Regions from separate parts of the Mus musculus genome. Here region 1 is linked to region 2. A link is a loop called in an ENCODE intact Hi-C map of the cell type or tissue named here. Cell type or tissue: left cerebral cortex. All regions are shown on one strand. Links, peaks and the distances in the headings refer to the core of each region. The heading gives the core; the rest is flanking DNA. Region 1 overlaps Col28a1 (collagen, type XXVIII, alpha 1). Region 2 overlaps Col28a1 (collagen, type XXVIII, alpha 1).

Evidence for each region. Hi-C counts contacts between places; a loop is a spot of excess contacts. Peaks named below come from ENCODE experiments on the same cell type or tissue, not always from the same donor. Only the 100,000 strongest peaks of a DNase experiment are listed, where the experiment ranks them.
Region 1: it touches region 2 in a loop (2.8-fold over the local background); 16 of 42 quality-filtered maps call a loop at or near these places.

What each region holds. Positions count from the first base shown.
Region 1 is chr6:8,064,167-8,074,147 of GRCm38, forward strand. All of the region lies in intron 25 of Col28a1 (collagen, type XXVIII, alpha 1), which reads right to left. Among named protein-coding and RNA genes, the nearest start is that of Gm35384, 69 kb to the left of the region's middle. In left cerebral cortex, for the core only: a CTCF peak has its summit at 2,208 (motif pointing right); DNase peaks (open chromatin) are centred at 2,215 and 5,033.
Region 2 is chr6:8,175,285-8,185,265 of GRCm38, forward strand. Col28a1 (collagen, type XXVIII, alpha 1) reads right to left here. Exons shown (of 35, transcript NM_001037865.1): 2 at 948-1,108; 3 at 1-438. The coding sequence starts at 1,071. Among named protein-coding and RNA genes, the nearest start is that of Col28a1, 12 kb to the right of the region's middle. In left cerebral cortex, for the core only: a CTCF peak has its summit at 1,408 (motif pointing left); DNase peaks (open chromatin) are centred at 1,039, 1,337, 3,467 and 5,710; H3K4me3 peaks cover 384 bases.

The DNA.
Region 1 (9,981 bases), core at 1,366-9,365, 110 kb before region 2:
TCAGAATCAGGCTTTGGACTTGTATGTCTCAAGATCTTTGTCTTTATAAAATGCTAATATAATTAAAATAATCTGGATAACTTTACAGCTCACTTTTTTACTGGCTCAATTCTCCTCATCTTACCCAAGGATTTATAGACATGGCTGTTAGGAGAGAGGTATTTTTTTTCTCAGTACAGCCCAAGCCCAAGTTGCCCAAGTTCCTGCAGATGACTCTTCATTCACGCTCCTGTAAGTTTGATCCTATTAAACCCATTGGTGTCCAAACTGCACTTGAGTGGAGTCATTTTTTTACTTCTCCCATCATGCTCCACCTGGGATGTGTAGACATTTGTTCAAGTTTCCTCAGAAGAAGTCCACACAACATAGCTCCATCTAGTACTTGTATACCTTTGAAGCTCCAGACACTAATTGCCCCTCGAACACCTCCCTCCTACTGACTGTCAGCACCGAGCGACTTCAAGCTCCTCCCAGTGTTAAGGATCTATCTCACATAAAGAACTTCAAGCTGAGAACAAGAATACCCTGTGCCAGACACATTTCTATGATCTCTCCTTTCTTGAGAACCTCTGTACCCATAAACAAAGTGTCTGTACTGTGTGAGGGCCTCCTGCTACACATGACTGATCTACCTCTCTTCCACTTCTTAAGAGAGACAGGGCTAGTATCTGTCAGGGTTAATGCCGTTCAGCAAAAGAGAGCACCAGTGAACATAGCTAAATAGGTTTTATCCAGCATAACTAAATATATTGTCAATCAGATAGGCTAGCTGCCTTTCCTGGGCTGCTGATCACATCTCTCCTCCCAGGATTTAGTAGATGATTACACATGATGTTCCCATACTCCTCCTCTGTGAAACACACCACCTGACCTGTGAGTAATGTAACTTAGAAAAACTGGACCTAGCTCTGAATGGGTAGCTAGATCTGTCAGTTTATAAAACAGAAAGAGAAACACAGTGAAGCCCCTCCACGAGGATAGGGGATAGCATCAGCAAAAGCCTCAAGTACAAACAGTATACTCATGAAGAATACAAGAGTGCAATGAAGGGGAACTTAATTGATTTCAAGAGACGAGAGAGATACCTCAATCTAATGCAATGTGTGGGCATCACTCAGACCTAACTTATTTGAGCAAAACAACTATTAAAAATTCATGAGGCAAACTGGAAGATTTCAACACTAGATATTTGCCATCGTAAGAAATTGCTGAGATGTTTAGGTTTTATAGTGGTTCTGCAGTTATGTTCTGAAAAGAAATTCTTTCATTTGAGAGATAAATATCAAATCTTTATGTGGATGGTGTCTGGGGATTGTTTCAGAAAAAGTCAGTGGAGAGTGAAGGAGGGAATACAGATGAAACAAGATGGACTGCACACTGATAATCGATGAAGTGTAATGAGAATGTGAAAGCCTGGGGCAGGAGGATTTCTTATATGCTTAATAATGTTCACAACAAATGATCTCAATAACATTTTCTTAAATTCATGAACAACAGCCAATAAAAATCTCACCAGTGACCATGAGTCAGTATTGCCGCAGTGTTGTAGGGAAAAAAAAATAATTCAAGTGATAATTTCAAATGCCTAAAGGAGAGGGGTACATGGGTAGATAACAAGTGTTACAGGTAGAATTTGCAAATGTTTCATACATTCTTGGTATGTACTAAATATCATAATGTTTAAAAAAGGGATATAAACAAAGGCATGGGCTTTTAAAAATCTCACTCTTTGAAGAAAGAAAAATCAACATGCCACTATTTGACTCATGGTATTTTCCCTGTGTTGGGTTAAAAGTGTCTTCTCAACTAGTGTTGATCATATTTACAACATGTATCCATGTTTTCTATCAACAATACTTCCTATCCACAACAATATCAAGGATTTGATAAACTACAAATATAGAGAGATGGCATCTCACCCCACGGATGAAGAATATATATTATACATGTGTCATGTCTCTTGTCCCTTGAACCATGAGTCCCTGTTAAACCATGATAGCTGGGGCATGGAAGAAAGAGGAGTGTGTAGGACTCTCATGTCACCACTAAACAGCATGGCTTCTGCCACACCAGAGAAATGGCACCTAAGAACAAGTGTGTTTGCCTGTGACATTTTTTTAGTATGTAGGCTTATTGTCAGTAGGTAGAGTAGCATTCTCTAATAATGGATTTAGGTAGCCATGTTACACTGGATGGTGTTAGAGCCTGCAGAGGGAGCCCTTGTACTAGGAGACAATGGGCAGAACAGTAAAGTCTGGAGTTTCTTATGGTAACCACTCCACCAACTTGCTAACCCCCCAGCCCAAACAAGCTCTGCAGTTATCTGCCTCCTCTCGCTCAAGACAAGCACTGTTTGGATGGCCTTCCCGTCTCATTGCCCACAAAGGGGACTCTAGATGGGAGACATCGCTATCATTTTCTCTGGATGGCCAAATTTAAGTCTGACTACAGAACTTGCTCCTGTGGATGGATGATCCAGTGAAGGTTTTAGCTACCATAACCTTGCAGAGTGGTTTCCTTTTGACTCCTCTAAAAACAAGCAAGTTCCTATGATGGTGATGGGCGTCACTAAAACTTTCGTTTTTCCACAAGAAAGGAAAAATGAACCACCAGCTGCTCCTACATGTGCCTTTTCCTTACATCAGCAAGTCTTTGCTGGAATTGATAATAAAATTATTACGATAAATAATAATGAACATTTATGGAGTTTATTATTCAGCAAGTAATTTCACTCATAATTTTAATAACCCCAGCTTACTACATTTGATAGATAAGGAAACTGAGGCTTCAGAGGACAGAGGACATGCCCAAACCTACATAGCTTGGTGAAATTCAAAGCCAGTATGACTCTCAGTGCCCATTTCTCATTTTACATCTGATAAAACCAGATCTAATAGGGTCACTGTCTCCAGAGACTTTTTCTCAGCTGCTATTCAATGCAGAGACCATAGATGTACGACTGTAAAGTCTTTTTCCTATAGCAGGTCAGCCATATTTTCAAGGAGAAAACAACAGCAAAATATCCTGAGTTATAAATTCTCCCCGGGTTATAAAAGGCCATAGCACCTGCATAAGTGTGTGGCTATCTAGGGCCCCCCTTGCTACCCCCATCTCTTCGCTGCTGTTCCTCATTCTGTGGTTTACCCCAAACCCAAACTTTGCAGTAATCTAATCGTGGATCACCTATCTAGACCAGTCCTTTGTTTCCCTTTCCACCCACCCTACAGTGTACTCCATTTGGTAGTGATGCACACTATGATGGCTGATGATTAGACTCTCTTCCCATTAAAATTCATGAAAACACCTTAGGGACATCACTCCATCCATCTTTCAGAAGAACCCTGTGAAGTACAATCACAGATGAGGAGGCTAAGTCAAGGGGGACTCAATGACTTCATAAGGTCGTGGAGCTGACAAATGGCACTGAGGCAGCAATGATGAAGAAATAGCCTGTTGCTGTGCCTCCTATATTGGGTAAGACTAAGATAAAATATTTTAGAAAATAATTGACCCATTAGAAAATAATTGACCCATTAGAGTGACTTACACACACACACACACACACACACACACACACACACACACACACTAACAAGGCTTTCCTGAACTTCTCTGCCTTTGTTTTTGCCCATGAAACCCTTGCCATTATTTGAGAGGAGTATGAAAGCAATTTAGAGTTGTTCATGCAGTGGTCTCACTCTTTTCTGGTTTATCAAAAACTAAGTTGAATCCACTGCGGAGCATCAGTCTTCAGAATTATTCGGGAAGTGACACTCTGAAGAGTTCACTAAATGATGAAACCATTTTCATGAATGAATGAATGGGGGGGGCATGAATTTCAATAAGGAAAGAGAAGTCAAGGCAGTGATTAGCACTTGGTTAATGTCTCTCTTTTTCTGAATTCAAAATGAAATTAAACTGTAACTGTGATGGTCTCAAAAACATGAACACCGTTACTTAGGCCAGAAAATGCCATGGTTTAGTAACTCTTGGATACCATACTCACAGTGATGCCAGTGGAAATTTTAGAGGTTTTATACAGACCCCTAGATAATGGTCTTGTAAACGACTGACCAACTAATGCTTGTCACAACCCTCTGTCACGTCTCGCTGATGGCCATTATACCACCAGAGAAACAGTGACAATTACAAGCATAAGTACTATGTGAATACAAAACCATTGAGAAGGCTCTAGAAAGGATAGCGTTCAAGTTGCTCTCACATTTCCTTCCTTCCTAGCTCTAAATTTTACCTCCTCTACCATTTACATTCACCCTCAAACACATGTCTCTCTTAGTTCCTGATAACTTTAAAGCTTGCTGTAGAACTTTGAGGCTTGTTGGTAATCTCAAAATCTGGAGCTTTTCATAGGGAGGAAGTTCCTCTAGTCTGCATCACAAAAACCACAAAACGTTATTGATGCTGATGCCAGTCATGAATGTTCAGGGTTTCGTGTTTATCTTCAGGGCTGCAGAGAAGTATGTGTGCACTCCAGTGAAGTGGAATGCAGCCACAGAAAACAGCAAACAGAAAAGAAAGCAGTATTTAAAGTAGTGGGCAGGCTGGAGTGAGCTCAGCTTTCACAGAGAACTACCTTGAAAAGTTACCTCATCAAATGTCCTAGGTCCTGAAGTTAACCTCTTTAGAAGCCTACAGGTCAAGCTCCCTAACCTTCAAACCTCACATGTTTCTGGCTTTAACTCTTCATATTTTGAGCTCATGTTCCATTCTTTAGCAATTTTTAACATGTTTTTTAAAATTCTTTGAGAATTTCATGACAATATATTTTGATTATAAGTATCCCTGAACCCCTTACAGATTCACACTCACTTCCTGCATCCTCCAAATTTGGAATACACCATGAAGAGGTGGTTTCTAGACTACTTTGAAATCATGAATTCTTAATATCGTTATCCCTAAGCCTGCATCCTTGACTAGCCCTTCTTGTCTGGCCTGCTCAAAATGGAGTTCCTTGTCCAGACTGCATCTGCCGATGGAAGCCCCAGATTCCATGCAGCTCTGTGTGAATTGGTCCTCTATTCTGCCAAGACTCGGTGGCAGCGCGCACATATGTGAGCCATTGCTGAGAACAGAGAAGCAATTCAGATGCTGGGAAACATTTTTAGAATTATGATACTCAGTGGAATTTCACATAGACTTGCATTTTAATTTATTACTATGAGCCACTTTTGTCAAATAAAGGATGCATTTACAATACTCAATATTTAATTTTGGGGGGATGTTTAACTCTTTTTGGTTTGTGTTTGTGCTTTTCTTTGCAGTTTCTATAATCTAGGTTTTGGTGATGACAAAGCTAGAAGAAAAAGAAAAGCAATCTAACTATATGCAAAACTATATTGGAGACTGGAAAATCGTCCTGTCTTCATTCAGTCAGTAACTCATTACATTCCTAGATTCACTCTCATGCATACACGCTGCGGAAGTATTTACACTGTAAAGAGCAATGTTGCTCAACCTCTGATCATGAATTTCCTCCTCTGTAAAATGGGGGAAATGTTCAAAATGCAGTGTTTTAGAATTATTTAGGAAATAAGTGCTAATGATAACATTATCATAATTCAAAGCAAAAAAAAAAACAATAGTCCTTCAGGTCACATATTTTATTTCAACTATTTGATAGCTAAGTGGCCATTTGCATGTCCCCAAATCCAAGTTAGCTTGAAGGATACGTGTACATAAAACCATTCCACAGGCTCTGGTACAATCTTGGCTTTTCCAAGCAATAACAGAGCAAAGAGGACCAGGCTAGATGAATCTGCCCTTGAAGAACTCAGAGAGCCATCCTGGTATTCTATTTCAATAACTCCTAAAACAACAACTTCAAGCTTGTGGCTTATCTGAGGTTCTCCTCCCAGCTTCTGGCCATTTGGGGGGCTTTTTGGTAAAGACTTAAGAGCAATGACTTAGCTGCAGCCCCTAAAAGGAAGTTGAAAGTATGCAAAAAATGTCTTGAAATCACAAGGATTCTCTTTATTCTCCAATGGAGGAACGCAAACAGAGATGGGTAAGGTCTCTGAGGATGGTTCCTATCAGTGGTCCAGTGGTTTATGGGTGTAGAACTCGGGACACAGTGTGAGCTTTTTCCACTCAACAAGAGACTGACTGCTTTGGTCCTTGGCCAGTGTGTTTCCCAGGTCCTACATCTACTGTGGTCCTTGAAATTTCTTGAAATTGTTTTAGGAGAATTTTGAAAGAGCTCAGAAACTCTTGCCAAAATGTGATGGTCTATACATTTTCTACTAGGAAAAAAAAATCAGAGTACCACAAGGTGCTAGGTGCCAGGCACTGCTTTTTATATGTTTGAAAACATAGAAGCTTTGATTCCAATGTTGGTGTCATATGCTAAACATATGTGACCTTAACTAAATATCACATAAGCCATCATAAATTAATCATCAACCTTAATAGTTTCCTCATTTCAAAACACATTTGTTTTGCAAGTTGATGCCTTGAGGCCAAGGTTTTAGGGTGACTACACAGAGTTTAAATTAAAAACACATCAAGCTAAAATGTGGACACACACACCTCTAAATACTTGCAGTTTCTGACATTTAACTCCAAGTAACAGGAATATTTGTTATATTATATATATATATATATATATATATATATATATATATATAATATATGGGTGCCAAGCTTTTGTTGCCTGTCACTGACATATTTGTGCTAATCTGATCTTTACTTTACCAGAAGGACAACATTAACTCAATAGACTTTTAAAAGTATCTCCTTTGCTTTCCTCGTTTACGTCTGTGTATGTTTGTGCATGCGCGCGTCAGTAGTCTCCTTCAGAAGGGAAGGCCAGATGGAGACTCAGAGCCTCTATGCAAAAGGAGAGGTGATTTTTAAAATTATTTATGAGCTAGTGTTTGCTTCCAAAATCTCCTTTATTTTAAAATCTATAATTGAAAATTTTCTTTGACTTTAAGCCTAGCTCATGTTCCTAGTGTCTTTTTCTGAGTGAGAGTTCTGTGGCTAACACATTCTACACAGGAAGAGACAAGAGTCGAGGAAGAGAGGAAAGGCAGTGCAGAAGGGAACAGATGAGCAAAGCCAGGTAGAGTCTGGTTCTCTTCCTCCCTTACCCCTACTTCTGCAAGCAGTTCAAAGTGGAAGTTCAAAATGAGTTTTGGAAAAGGCACAGTGTGACTTTTGAAAATACATCTGCTACTTTTAAAAAATCAAAAAGGTAGGATAAAAATTTGCAAGTAAGAGCACTGTCTTCTTGATATTTTTGCCAAAAAATAATGAAAAATATGAAATTAAGTACAAGAGATTTTTTTCAGGAATATGATATATAAAATCAATCAGAAAATACCTTAGTCTGCATATTAAATAATCTGACAAAGAAGAATGTTAAGGACTAAATTTTAAATGTTGGTTATCTTTGTTGTTATTGATACTACATATGAAGATGTAACATGATAACTTAATGTAATAATACTTGTATAAATATTCATAACTAGCTACTCTCTGAAAATATAGATGGCCATATGCTTGCTTTGCTATATAAACACAGCCAAGTATATATTTAACATATTTTATTTCATATCTTATTTTAAACAGAAATAAGCTTCTGTTCCCTGTAGGGAAATATTTAGTATAATAACAAAAGGGTTTACCAATGTTTCATTTGGAGCAGGAGGTAATGATATTTATATACTGAACCTTTCGACTTTATTAAACTTTACTGTTTTGATAGATGTTATGTGTTAAAGAAGAAACGACTTCATATCAGAACACAGATTGGCTTGTTGACAACATCAAGGCTTATTCAAGGATCAGAGTTACACCCCAGTCAGAATGGCTAAGATCAAAAATACAGGTGACAGCAGATGTTGGCAAGGATGTGGAAAAAGAGGAACACTCCTCCATTGCTGGTGGGACTGAAAGCTGGTAAAACCACTTTGGAAATCAGTCTGGTGGTTCCTGAGAAAGTTGCACATAGTTCTACCTTAAGACCCAGCTATACCATTCTTGGACATGTACCCAAAAGATGCTCTATCATATAACAGGGACAAATGCTCCACTATGTTCATAGCAGCCTTATTTATAATAGCCAGAAGCTGGAAAGAACCCAGAAGTCCCTCAACAGAGGAATGGATACAGAAAATGTGGTACATTTACACAGTGGAGTACTACACAGTGATTAAAACCAATGACTTCATGAAATTTGCAGGCAAATGGATGGAACTAGAAAATACCATCATGAGTGAGGTAACCCAGACATAAAAGAGCACACATGGAATGTATTCACTAATAAGTGGATAGATACTAACCCAAAGCTCACAGGGCCTATGATACAACCTACAGACCATATGGAGCTTGGGGTGAAGGAAAACCGAGGGTGGATGCTTCAGTCCTGTATTTAGTGGGGAACAGGTCAAGGCGGGAGGTAGAAGGAGAGGGTGACAAGGGAGGGAGAAAGGAGGAGGAGGAAATAAGGGTGGCAGTATCAGGAACCAGAGGAGATGTGAGAGAGGTACAGAGGGTCAGAAAATTGAATAAAAATAGGTGGTGGGGGGGGATGAGGAATTGGGGATAGCCACTAGATGGTCTCAGACACCAGAGAAACTGAGGTTCCCATAATGTGCAGAGAAGGGGGAGCTAGAACCTGTGGAGACCACCTTCAGTAGATAGGCACAGCCCCTGGTCAAGGGATGGGGCTACCCACCCATTTCAAAGTTTTCTTTAACCCAGAAATGTTCCTGTCCAAAGGAAAAACAGAGAGAAAAAAAATGGGAGAGAGATTGAAGGAAGGGCCAACGGAGGAACAGCCCCACCTTGGGATAAATCGTGCCTGCAGACACCAAACCCAAACTGTTGCCGTGGTCAAGAGGAACCAAGTGTGGCAGTTCCTGGGGAGGTCCAGCCAGCAAGTGATGAAAGCAGAGGCAGATGCTTGGAGCCAATCATCAGACTGACCTCAGAGAACCTGGTGGGGGTGCTGGCAGAAGGACTGGAGGAGCGGAGGGGAATTGCAACCCCATTAGAAGAACAACATAGGCTGGCCTGACTACCAAGTTCCCCCAAAGTCTAGACCACCAACCAAGGAGTGTACCAGGAGGGATCCATGGCTCCAGATACATAGGCATCAGAGGATGGCCTTGCCTGACAGCAACAGGAGGGAGACCCTTGGTCCTGGGGAGTAGGGGGGCCCCAGAGTAGGGGGATGCTGGAGCAGTAGGGAAGGAGAGTGTGGGTGGGTGGGAGGGTAGGTGTGGGATAGGGGTTGGTGGAGGGGTAACTGGGAAGTGGGATATCGTTTGAGATGCAAACAAATGGAATGATTAATGATAATAAGAAAAAGATCAGAGTTAGTCCTGAGTTAACCCCACCTGGCCTTTGACGAGAGCATCTCGAGGTCTATATGCACGATTTACCTTGCACTTCCAGCTACACCTCTCACTGAGATTCTTACAATTACCCCAAAAATTATTGCTGGGGCAGAGATAGAAAGCTCTCTTACATATGATGGTGTTTTGCCATGGGTCTTTAGTCTTTCAGTCTCCTTGAGTCAGGCTGTAGAAAAGAGCACTTACTGTGCCATAGAGAGGCAGTGCATTGTGGGACCATAAAAGGTAGCCTGGTTCCCGGTTGAGCGAAGGCTTGAAATCCCAGAAACCCTGAAGGAACAGTAGGCACTTTGCCTGATTCCCAGACACCAGGCCCCTGTTACTAGCTGCACCCCGCCCCCCATAGGTTTGTGGCCTTCAGTCATGTAAGGGCAATGCCCCAAGCCCCTCCACATGTAGAGGACATGTGGTCACATAGGCTCAAGACAGATCTTCATTTTAATGAGGCACCTAAAGGCCTGAAGGGCTTAGCCAATAAGCTTTCCTTCCCAAACACCCCTTCCTGGAAAAGGTATTTAACCTCAGGACCACCCTGAAAAGTGGGGGTGGCTTTGCTATCAACTTTCTGCCACGACAATAAATGCCTTAAAGCCATAGACTG
Region 2 (9,981 bases), core at 795-8,794:
CGGTGATAAATGATATTCCCAAAATTCTAGCATCTTCAGAAATACTTTGGACATCTGGGCTCTTGGGATGATCGATGCCATCAGTCATCAGCAAAGCCACCTTCACGCCATCTTTACGCCCTTCTCTTTTAAGTAGCCTTGTGGCATTGGAGATGGCATAATAAGAAAAGGTACCTTGCCCAATTAAATTCAGAGACTTGACCCGCTGCTTAAATGTCCGGAGATCCTTCCAAGAAGACAAGGGTGGATCAATCTGGACCGAGCTGCTAAACTGAAGGGCTGCCAGCTTGATGTCATATTTTAATGAACGGCCAGGAGTCAACTGGAAAATCTTCTCACTCAAGCTGTCCACAAAATCTTTCTGATTATCAAAGAGTACAATTTTGGAGCTTTCTGAGCTGTCCAAGATAAAGACAACATCTATGAAGCAAATGGCATCTGAAAGAGAACACAAAGGTTATACCACTTAAAGCATTAAAAAAAGAAAGTGCAGCATATTTTTAAAATTAAATACTAGGAAAAGGCGTCAAAAGGTAAATCAAAAAAATGTCTGTCTAACAGTTGGGTTACATCATATTAGTACCTTGAAACCAAATGAGAAAATGTGTCTGCATTCATCATAGGAATAGAACAGGAAAAGAAACTTTTCAAAGTTGAAAATGAATTCTAGATCGGTTTCTTAATAGCTGACTTGTCTCTGGCCTTAAATATGTCATTTAAGTGTTCTGATTTACAATTGAAGTTAAAATGAAACAAAGTGTTCTAAATCTCTAAAATCTAGATACTTAGGGCTTATTACTACAGTGGTATAAGTTTATCAAGCAGAATATTACATGTATACTACACATGATTTGCTATTTAAACCAAACACTATTTTAAAATCTTATGTTAGTGATTTCACAGGCTAAAACTAAAACTTTAAAAAAAAATGCTTTCTTTTTTTTTACCCTGGAAGTCATTTTTCCTTGCAAGTGTGTTTGGCTTTGGTCCTTTCTTTCTTTGTCCATACACTGCTTGAGTCATAAAAGCTGGCAAAAGCAGAAGACAGAAGGCAACGTCTCTTCTCCTCATTATGGTAGATGGTAAAAATTCATCTGCCTGGTAACACCTTGAAATGGAAAATTCAGTTATAAATACTTCCATAAAAGGTAATATTTACCTTTTCTCTTTTATTGAAAATAATTTTCCTCATTTCTTGATTACGGTTTCTCCTCCCTCTATTCCTCCCAGTCCTTCCCCATCTCCCTTCCCACCCAGATCCATCCCCTTCCTGTCTCTCATTAGAAAACAAGAAGGTGGGCTGAAGAGATGACTCAGAGCTTAAGGGCACTGACTGCTCTTCCAGAGGTCCTGAGTTAATTCTCATCAACCACATGGCATTTCACAACCATCTGTAGTGGGATCCAATGCCCTCTTCTGGTAGGTCTAAAGAGAGTGACAGTCTAAATAAATAAGTCTTTAAAAAAAGAAAGAAAAGAACAAGAAAACAAACAGGTTTCTAAGGAATTGTAATGTGATGAAAAAAGAACCCAAAAGAAGGCACAAAAAACCGAGACTCATTTGTACACTCTAGACTCCCATAAAAACACCAGCTGGAAGTCATAAAATATACACAAGTTACCTGTCAGGCGAGAGAGAGAGAGAGAGAGAGAGAGAGAGAGAGAGAGAGAGAATAAATTAATTAATTAACTAATTAAACATAAATAAATAGTCTCAAGCCTGTAGAGTCAAAGGCTGTGATTTGGGCCAACAACATGGTAAGTTAAGGAACTTGACACCAATCATGATGACCTGACTTTGATTCTCTAGGACCCACGTAGTATAAGAAGAGAACTTCAGAAAACTATCCTCTGATCTTTACACACACACACACACACACACACACACACACACACACACACACATACACACACACACACACACACACACACACACATACACACACACATACACACACACACACATATACACATACACACACACACATATACACACACACATATATACACACACACATATATACACACACACACATATATATACACACACACTGACTCACTCAAACACAAACACACATACACACACACACACACACACACACACATACACACATACACATATACACACCATGACTCACTCAAACACACAGAGTAAGGAGAGAGCTAATTTCAGAAAGCTATCCTCTGAACTTTACACACACACACACACACACACACACACTGACTCACTCAAACACAAACAAACACACATACACTCACACACACACATTCACATTTCAAGTAAAACACTCACACTGAGATTTTTAAAGTTTCTAAGCTAAGCAAGTCATGGTACCATGACCAGACATTTCTTGGTAAGCATTCACTTCTATCGAAGTCATTGTATTTAAGCAGCACTACTTTCTTCCTATATTACAGAGAGCTTGGAATAGGGAATGCCATTGATCAGTTTCTCAGTCCCACACTGTTCTGGGACTATGCTTCCATCCCAGTATCTGCTTTATCATTTCCAGATCGCTCAGAGTGAATTCAGGTGACTGCATGTTTGTTATATTCATTTTTACTATAACTGATGCTTAGCAAAGCCAACTCTTTGGGTCACACAGAACCACTACGTTTTCAGTCTTGCTGTGATGTGCACACAGCGTCAGTGAATCAAGTCAAGTTAGAATAAAATTCTTCCTCAGCTTTCCATAGCTCCTTTCTCTTTTCTTTTCTCTTTTCTCTTTTCTCCTTTCTCTTTTCTCTTCTCTTTTCTCTTTTCTCTTTTCTCTCTCCTCTTTTCTCTTTTCTCTTTTCTCTTTTCTCTTTTCTCCTTTCTCTTTTCTCTTCTCTTTTCTCTCTTCTCTTTTCTCTTTTCTCTTTTCTCTTGCTTTGGAAAGTTTATCTTCATCAGGTTCCACAGTGGAACTGCATATCTAATGAATAAAAATTAATTTGACTACAAAACCCACTAGGTTTGCTTAAAAGAGACTTCCAAGCAAAATGGGGAAAGATCTGAAGTCAGAGGCCTACCCCTTTAACCCAACTATTTTTTTCTATGTAAACAATGAAAACTCTAATTCTCTATTAAAATTCTCAGTCATCTGTATCAGTTCAATATGCCCAGCTGCACACACAGTGATGTTTAAATCCACAGAATTTCCTGACAAAAGGAGACTGATATGTTGCTAGCTCAGGATACCCAAGGGAACAGGAACAAAAGGTTTATTTAGAATTGACAATCGGCGTGGTTTCCGAGTGCTTGCCTCCTTCGGCTGCATTAACTCCACAAGGTCTGGAAAAGGAATCACATTTTCCTCCTTTTGGCACCTTGCCTTCAGAAAATGTGAACTGGAAATTCACGACCATGATTTTTCCAGACTCTTCAATCCAGGGTGGGAATAATACATGCAACGGCAGTGATGGGTGAGCTGGGAGACGGACTTCTTTCAGACAGGCAGATGGATTAAATCCCACAAAGAAGCAAAACTGTTTGGCTGGAGATAACGCTACTGCTGGCTTCAGGCCACTGTTTCTTCCTCAAATAGCAGGCAGCAGGAAGCTTATTAACAGAACTTCACTTCTGTGTGAAGCACCTGTGTTGGCGCATGTGCTGAGAGCAATTGTCTAAATGTCAACCAAGCTCTCGACCAGCTATACTAAGATCTGAAGGCAGTGGGTAGTCAAAGCAAAAACACAAACTAAACCCCACTAGAACTGGGCTAAGGAAATAGAACATAGAAATGGCACCCCTGTTTTAGCCAAGGTGAACATGAAAGAGCTGCTTCTTTGATTCTGAAGCTTAGTGAAAAGATAAAGTTGTGTAGACACACACAGCTGCTACTGCATTTTCAGAGGGAAAAACAAATCATTAATGTTATACAGGGGTTTTCTTTCTTGCACCCATACCAGGAGAAACATCTCAGGCATTCCGGACCATAGAACTTAATCCTCATGTGTCTAATAGCCACTGACACCACTCAAGCATGACAATAACCATAATATCTCTGTGTTATGGTTTCTTCTGAGGCTGTTGGTTAGGCACCTGACACAAACTTTTTTGCTTTCCTGTGGGGTCCGCAGGGAATCCTCTTGGCTTTATTTTTCTTTCTCTAGCTTTTCCATTCTCTTATCTCCCCGACCTCCCTGACTCTGTTAGACACTGTGAGAGGTCACCCACTTCTAACCACTTTCAGAGCATCCTATTGCCTGAGTTCTTAATAGTTCTTATCTTTTAGAAAGATGTACAAATGATTAAAAGAGATAGAGAGTACAGTTAGTTAAATGACAGAAATTAAAACCTCAATGTCAATATGGCTATGGCTAAATTTTATTTAAAATGCAGCTCTTTTGACAAATGCTGTATTTTGAAATTTTACCTAAAACTTATTTCAAGTCAATTAACAGGGTCAATACATTCAAGAGACTATATTGTATAATTTTTCAGAAATAAAACAAATTTTAGTAGATTTTAATAATTTTACCTCAGTATTTGCATTTTCCTGGTTTCTACATGAAGACAAAATGATTGGATAATTTTTATTCAAATTTCTAAATTAGTCAAATGCTAAAATATCCTAAAATGAATTCTGAATTGTAGAAATCCATTTCAAATTTTTAAAAAGTTCCCGCCAAAGATATTAACATTATTGTGCTACAGTTTAGTAGATTGTAAATTTAGAATAAAATTTGCAAAAGGAAAAATTAAGTATCTTTAATATTTAGTCTTAAGTTTACATACTTAGCCAGTATTCATGTTTGTCTAACAATTGGTTTTGAGTCACAGCAGAGGGCAAAGTTTTCAATAAGTTTTCTTCACATGACAAGATCATCAGCCGTTTATCCTTGCACAGTTCCTAGATGGAGTTTAAGGATTAAAACCAAGCAGCTCTGTCTTACCTTAGGAAGTCTGTCAGACAGGAAAGAGAACAGTGTAGCAGATGTCCACAGCAAGGACTATTGCTAAGTAGAGTTAGCTATTTGATATTGTTTGGTACTCTGGGAAATAATTGTCTTTGCTTTTGATTTTTTTTTCAATCTCTTATTCTTGTTTACTAGAGTGGTCAGGCATTTGGCCAAGGTGCAAGATCTGGGTGGGATCAGTAAGCAACTTAAAGGAACAGCGTCCCTTTAGACTAAGTCTGTGTTCTCCAGGCTACTGTTCCGAAAAAGAAAAAAAGAAATAAAGAAAAGAGAAAGTGAGCAAATTTTTTACATTGTAAGTGTCGATCGACCATCTGCCTGTGTTTCTTACACTATATCCTTGGTTTGATTCCTGTCTTTCTCTTTGCTAGGGTTTGTTCTCTGAGACACCCTTTAGAATAGCAAACACTCTGGAGTCATATAAATGACAGCAGACTCAGATTCAAAATCTTTTTAAGAAAATGAGCAGATTAATAATTTCTGAAGTTGAATAATGAGCATGTAGCTATTAGTCATTCAAGTCTTTCTACTTTCTGATTCTTGAAAAAAATTTTATACAAGAACGTTTAGGTAATATTTAGTTTTACTTGAATTCTGACTCTGCCCCTAACCTCTATGAGAGCCTTGCTCTCCCGTGTATCAATGAGGCAGGGCTGCATGTGTTATGATGTTTTCTAACTGTAACTGTAACTGGGTGAAAACCTAAATAAGTTCTCCAACTCTGCTGCTTTTAGCTGATTTTAAAAATCACTAACTTTGGAGATGACAGACTCTCCCACTGACTGAAAGTGCTAGAGGTGTCACCACTGACTGGAGCCATCTGGCAGGTTGCAACTGTTCTATGAAAAGTTGCACTTCACTATCTTTTCGAGTGACAGTTGTCTTTCCCCCTCCCCAGGGGACCATTTTTTCCTGTTCTCAGATTAAAGATACCTTTTAGAATCTGAGGGTGCACAACTTTGATCCCAGCACTTTCGAGGCAGAGGCAGATGGATCTCTGAGGTTGAAGCCAGCCTTGAATGAAAAGGTGTATACCACCATGCCCAGCCAGCACAAGACTTTCTAATAATTACCTTATTCTTACATTTAAAGAAGCCAGGCACACCAGAAGAAGGCTTCAGATCCCATTACAGATGGTTGTGAGCCACCATGTGGTTGCTGGGAATTGAACTCAGGACCTCTGGAAGAGCAGTCAGTGCTCTTAACCAACAAGCCAGAACAACAATATCAACCAAGTAGACACCCCCCCCCCAGAGCTCCCAGAGACTAAACCAACAATGAAAGAGTACACAAGAAGGACCCATGGCTCCAGCTGCATGTGTAGCAGAGAATGACCTTGTCTGGCATTGATCAGAAGAGAAGCCCTGGGTCTTGTGAAGGCTTGATGTCCCAGGGTAGGGGAATGATAGAGCTGTGGGAGGGAGTGGGTGGATGGGGGAGCACCCTAGTGGAAGCAGGGAGAGGGGTGGTAGAGTGGTGGGTTTTCAGAATTGAAACCGGGAAAAGGGATAACATTTGAAACATAAATAAACAAAATAACAAGAAAGAAAAGAAAGAAAGAAAGAAAGAAAGAAAGAAAGAAAGAAAGAAAGAAAGAAAGAAAGAAAGGAAGGAAGGAAGGAAGGAAGGAAGGAAGGAAGGAAGGAAGGAAGTCAGGACATCTAGTGACCTTGCCAGGATATAGCAGTTTGTACTTTAGGAAAAGCAGCCCACTTAAGTTTGTAACTGTCTTGGTATCTACCTATCTGACAAACCTCCCTAAAATTCCTACCTGAGCCTTTCACCTTCAGGTACTAAGCAAAATGGATTTTTGCTAGTGAGAGCCCCTATCTTTGGAATGCTGGATTTCCTAATAGAACTTTTTCCTTGCCTAAACACTTGCCTTCAAGTCAATGGCCTTTTTAAGTGACTGGAAAAGAACTTGGATTTGTCATTATTTATAGTTTTATTTGCTTTATTTACAGTGGTTGATATTTTGAGATGTCTATCCCAGAAGGGGGTCTTCGCAGCTGGCCCTTTGTCTTTTATTCTTATTTTCTAACTTATGCATTCAGTCTATGGTGAAAGGACCTTACTGCTCTACAAATGACTAGGCTTCCTCTGAGATCCATAACAGCGTGATTATTGAAGAAGGAGATATATGTGTTGTTAAAATTATTTAAAATAGTTTTCTTACTAATTTCATTAATTATTCTATGTGGGTCTACATGTGATGGGGTTTGTGCATGCCACGGTATATATTAAGAAGTCAGAAAATAACTTCATAGGATTGGTTCTCTCCTTCTATCTTTTCACAGCTACTAGGGATAAAACCCAGGCTGTCGAGCTTAGGCCACTTTGTGAGATTTTACCTCTGAGCCATATTTTAGATCCTATGGTTACCATTTTTTAGGATGGCTGACATTTTAACAATATTGATGCAATAACAATATAACAATAAGAACCTCTCGAGATCAGCAAGCATGTGTCAGTCAAAGTACTGAGTGTTTCACATACATGTCACCATCTGCACTCCACAGGCATGAACGTCATGGAAGTGGAGAGTGATTGAGTATCTTTTATCCTCCTGATGTGCCTGTCTCCGAGGCTCACTGCTTCTATCTGCTAGCTTAGGTCTAGTCCTGGAGGCTTCTGGCCTGTGTGCCATCTTATCTAGGCCTAGAATGTTTTCATTCTCTGGGACTGACTGTTGAATGAGCTCACCCTTTCTTGATCTTTCTGAACTCTGGCTGGCTGGTTCATCTCAGCTCATCTGACTCAGAACTCTTCTCTAAGCTGACTGATTCAATCTGGCTTCTTTCGGTTTCTTCTGAGTTGTCCTGCTTGGCCTCATACTAACTCTGGCAATCTGTTCTAATCTTCTGTCTCCTCATTCTCTGGCTTGCTCTGTCTTCACCTGTGTCTAGCTTGTTTTCTCTCTGTCTTTGAACAACTGTCCTTGTAAAACTTCCCCCTCTGGTTTCTACAATGCTCTCTCTTAAGTAGCTTCCCTTTTCTCTTGTTTCTTCTGAGAGTTGGTCATATCCTATCCTGTCAAGTCTTTCTCTGATTTGTTACTCTGTCTGCCACTTAGACTTCACTTTTCAACATGGGTTCTTCCTTCTACTAACTAACTTTACCTTTATTGTTTGGGATTAAAGATGTGTACTAAGGGTGTTTCTGTATTTCAGCCACAGGAATTAAAGATGTGGGCTAAGGCTGTGCTACACAAGCAGAAACAGGTTTTTCAGTAAAGCACACAATCTCAGGGCTCACAATGGGATCAAATATCCTGCAACAGTAAAGTAGTGTTGAGCAGAGATTCTCAAGAGCCTTTATGGGTAGAGGTAAGAAAGTTCACATATTTATAAATGACAGCAAGAGTAATTTTTGTGGTGACAGAATGACTGCATCATGACTATCAATGCCATTGCCATTCAGGATGCTGCCAACTGGGGGATGTTGAGTTAAGAACAGACTGCATGGCGATACAGTATTGTTGTTGTTCTTGTTGTTAATTTAGAATTGCATGTGACACTACAATTATTTCTTGGTTAAAAAATAATTTAAGATGAACAGGAAAGAAGGCTTTCAAAAGTAAAAGTAAAAGGACATTTGAAGAGGTGGCTGAGTGAGTACAGAGTGTGTGAATCTGAATTGCATCCCCAGAGTCTCTACAAAGGACATGTCTACACTATCAGTGCAGGACTGGTAGATACAGGAGGATTCCTAGGACACAATAGCCGGGTAATCTAGCCAAACGGTGAGCTTCAGGTTTAGAGAGAGTCCTTACTTCAAAAACTAAAAAAGAATGCAGTTGAGAAAGGCATACAACAGCGAGACTTGGCCTCCACATGCATGGCTACATGCACACACATGTGAATGTGTACGTACATGCACATGCAAGAAAAATAAAATAAAATAAAATAAAATTCCAGGTTTTGCAGACACTGAGACCATAAAAAGTGTCATTTGGTAGCATTTCTACTGTCATCCTAAACTTAGAGAATGTTAGAACAGTGGGCGGGGAGAAGACTCAATAGATGAAAGTATTTGTTGCACAAGCAGAAAGACCTTCTTGCAAATTCCCAGCACCCATGTATCAAAGTCAACCATGTAATCCCAACACATTGAGGAGCAGAGACAGAGGGTCACTGGGTCTTATTGGCTTTCAAGCCAGCTCCAGGTTCAATGAGAAACCCTGACTCAGAAGAGTGACAGAGCAAGACATCTAACATCCTATTCTGGACTTCACACTCATGTGATGGCTCATTCACCACTCATACACTGTTCCCCTCTGTCATACACATATACACAATACAAACATACATACATATACAAGCAATACTACACATATCATACACACATATATGTGCATACACCATAGACACATACACACATTCATATACCATGTATATATACATATATATATATATATATATATATATATCACATAATTAAAGATCCTCTGAGCCTTACTTCTAACAACTATCTTATCAAATGAAAGTTCCACGTGAATGTGAATGATTTCTTCATCACCCCCTCACAAAGTAGCTTTTCAAGAAATTCCCTGAGGTTTTCAAGTAACAGTGAAATCTATAGTCAAAACCAGATATTTGCTTTCTTTTCTTGGGAGGTTAGCCACATTTTTCACACTCACATGGCATACATGAGATAAGGCATGGGACGTTACAATTCACAGGAAATTACAATGCTGTTGCCTTACAGACTCCAGAAAATTCATAAAACCATTTTTAAAAGCTGGTCACAAATCAGCTGAAAGTTGTATCCAAAGAATATGCCTGGGTCAAGAATAAGGCATGGCATGGTGTTGTCCAAGTTCCTCTCAGTTTGATCCACCCACCACGCTGCTGATCCAGTGTCAAATAAACCAGAGGCTGTGACTGAAAAGGGAAAAGGCAGTGATCTCCCTAAACATTTTAGAAAAACTATTAGAAGTTCCATGTTAATTTTTTTCCCAGTAGAAAACTTGGTGCGGCCAAACTTCTAAGAACTGCTCTAAAGGTCTGAAGCTTCCAGAACTCACTATGCTTCTTGGACCCAAGAATATGGCTTGGGCGTTGTCTTGTGCCCTTCT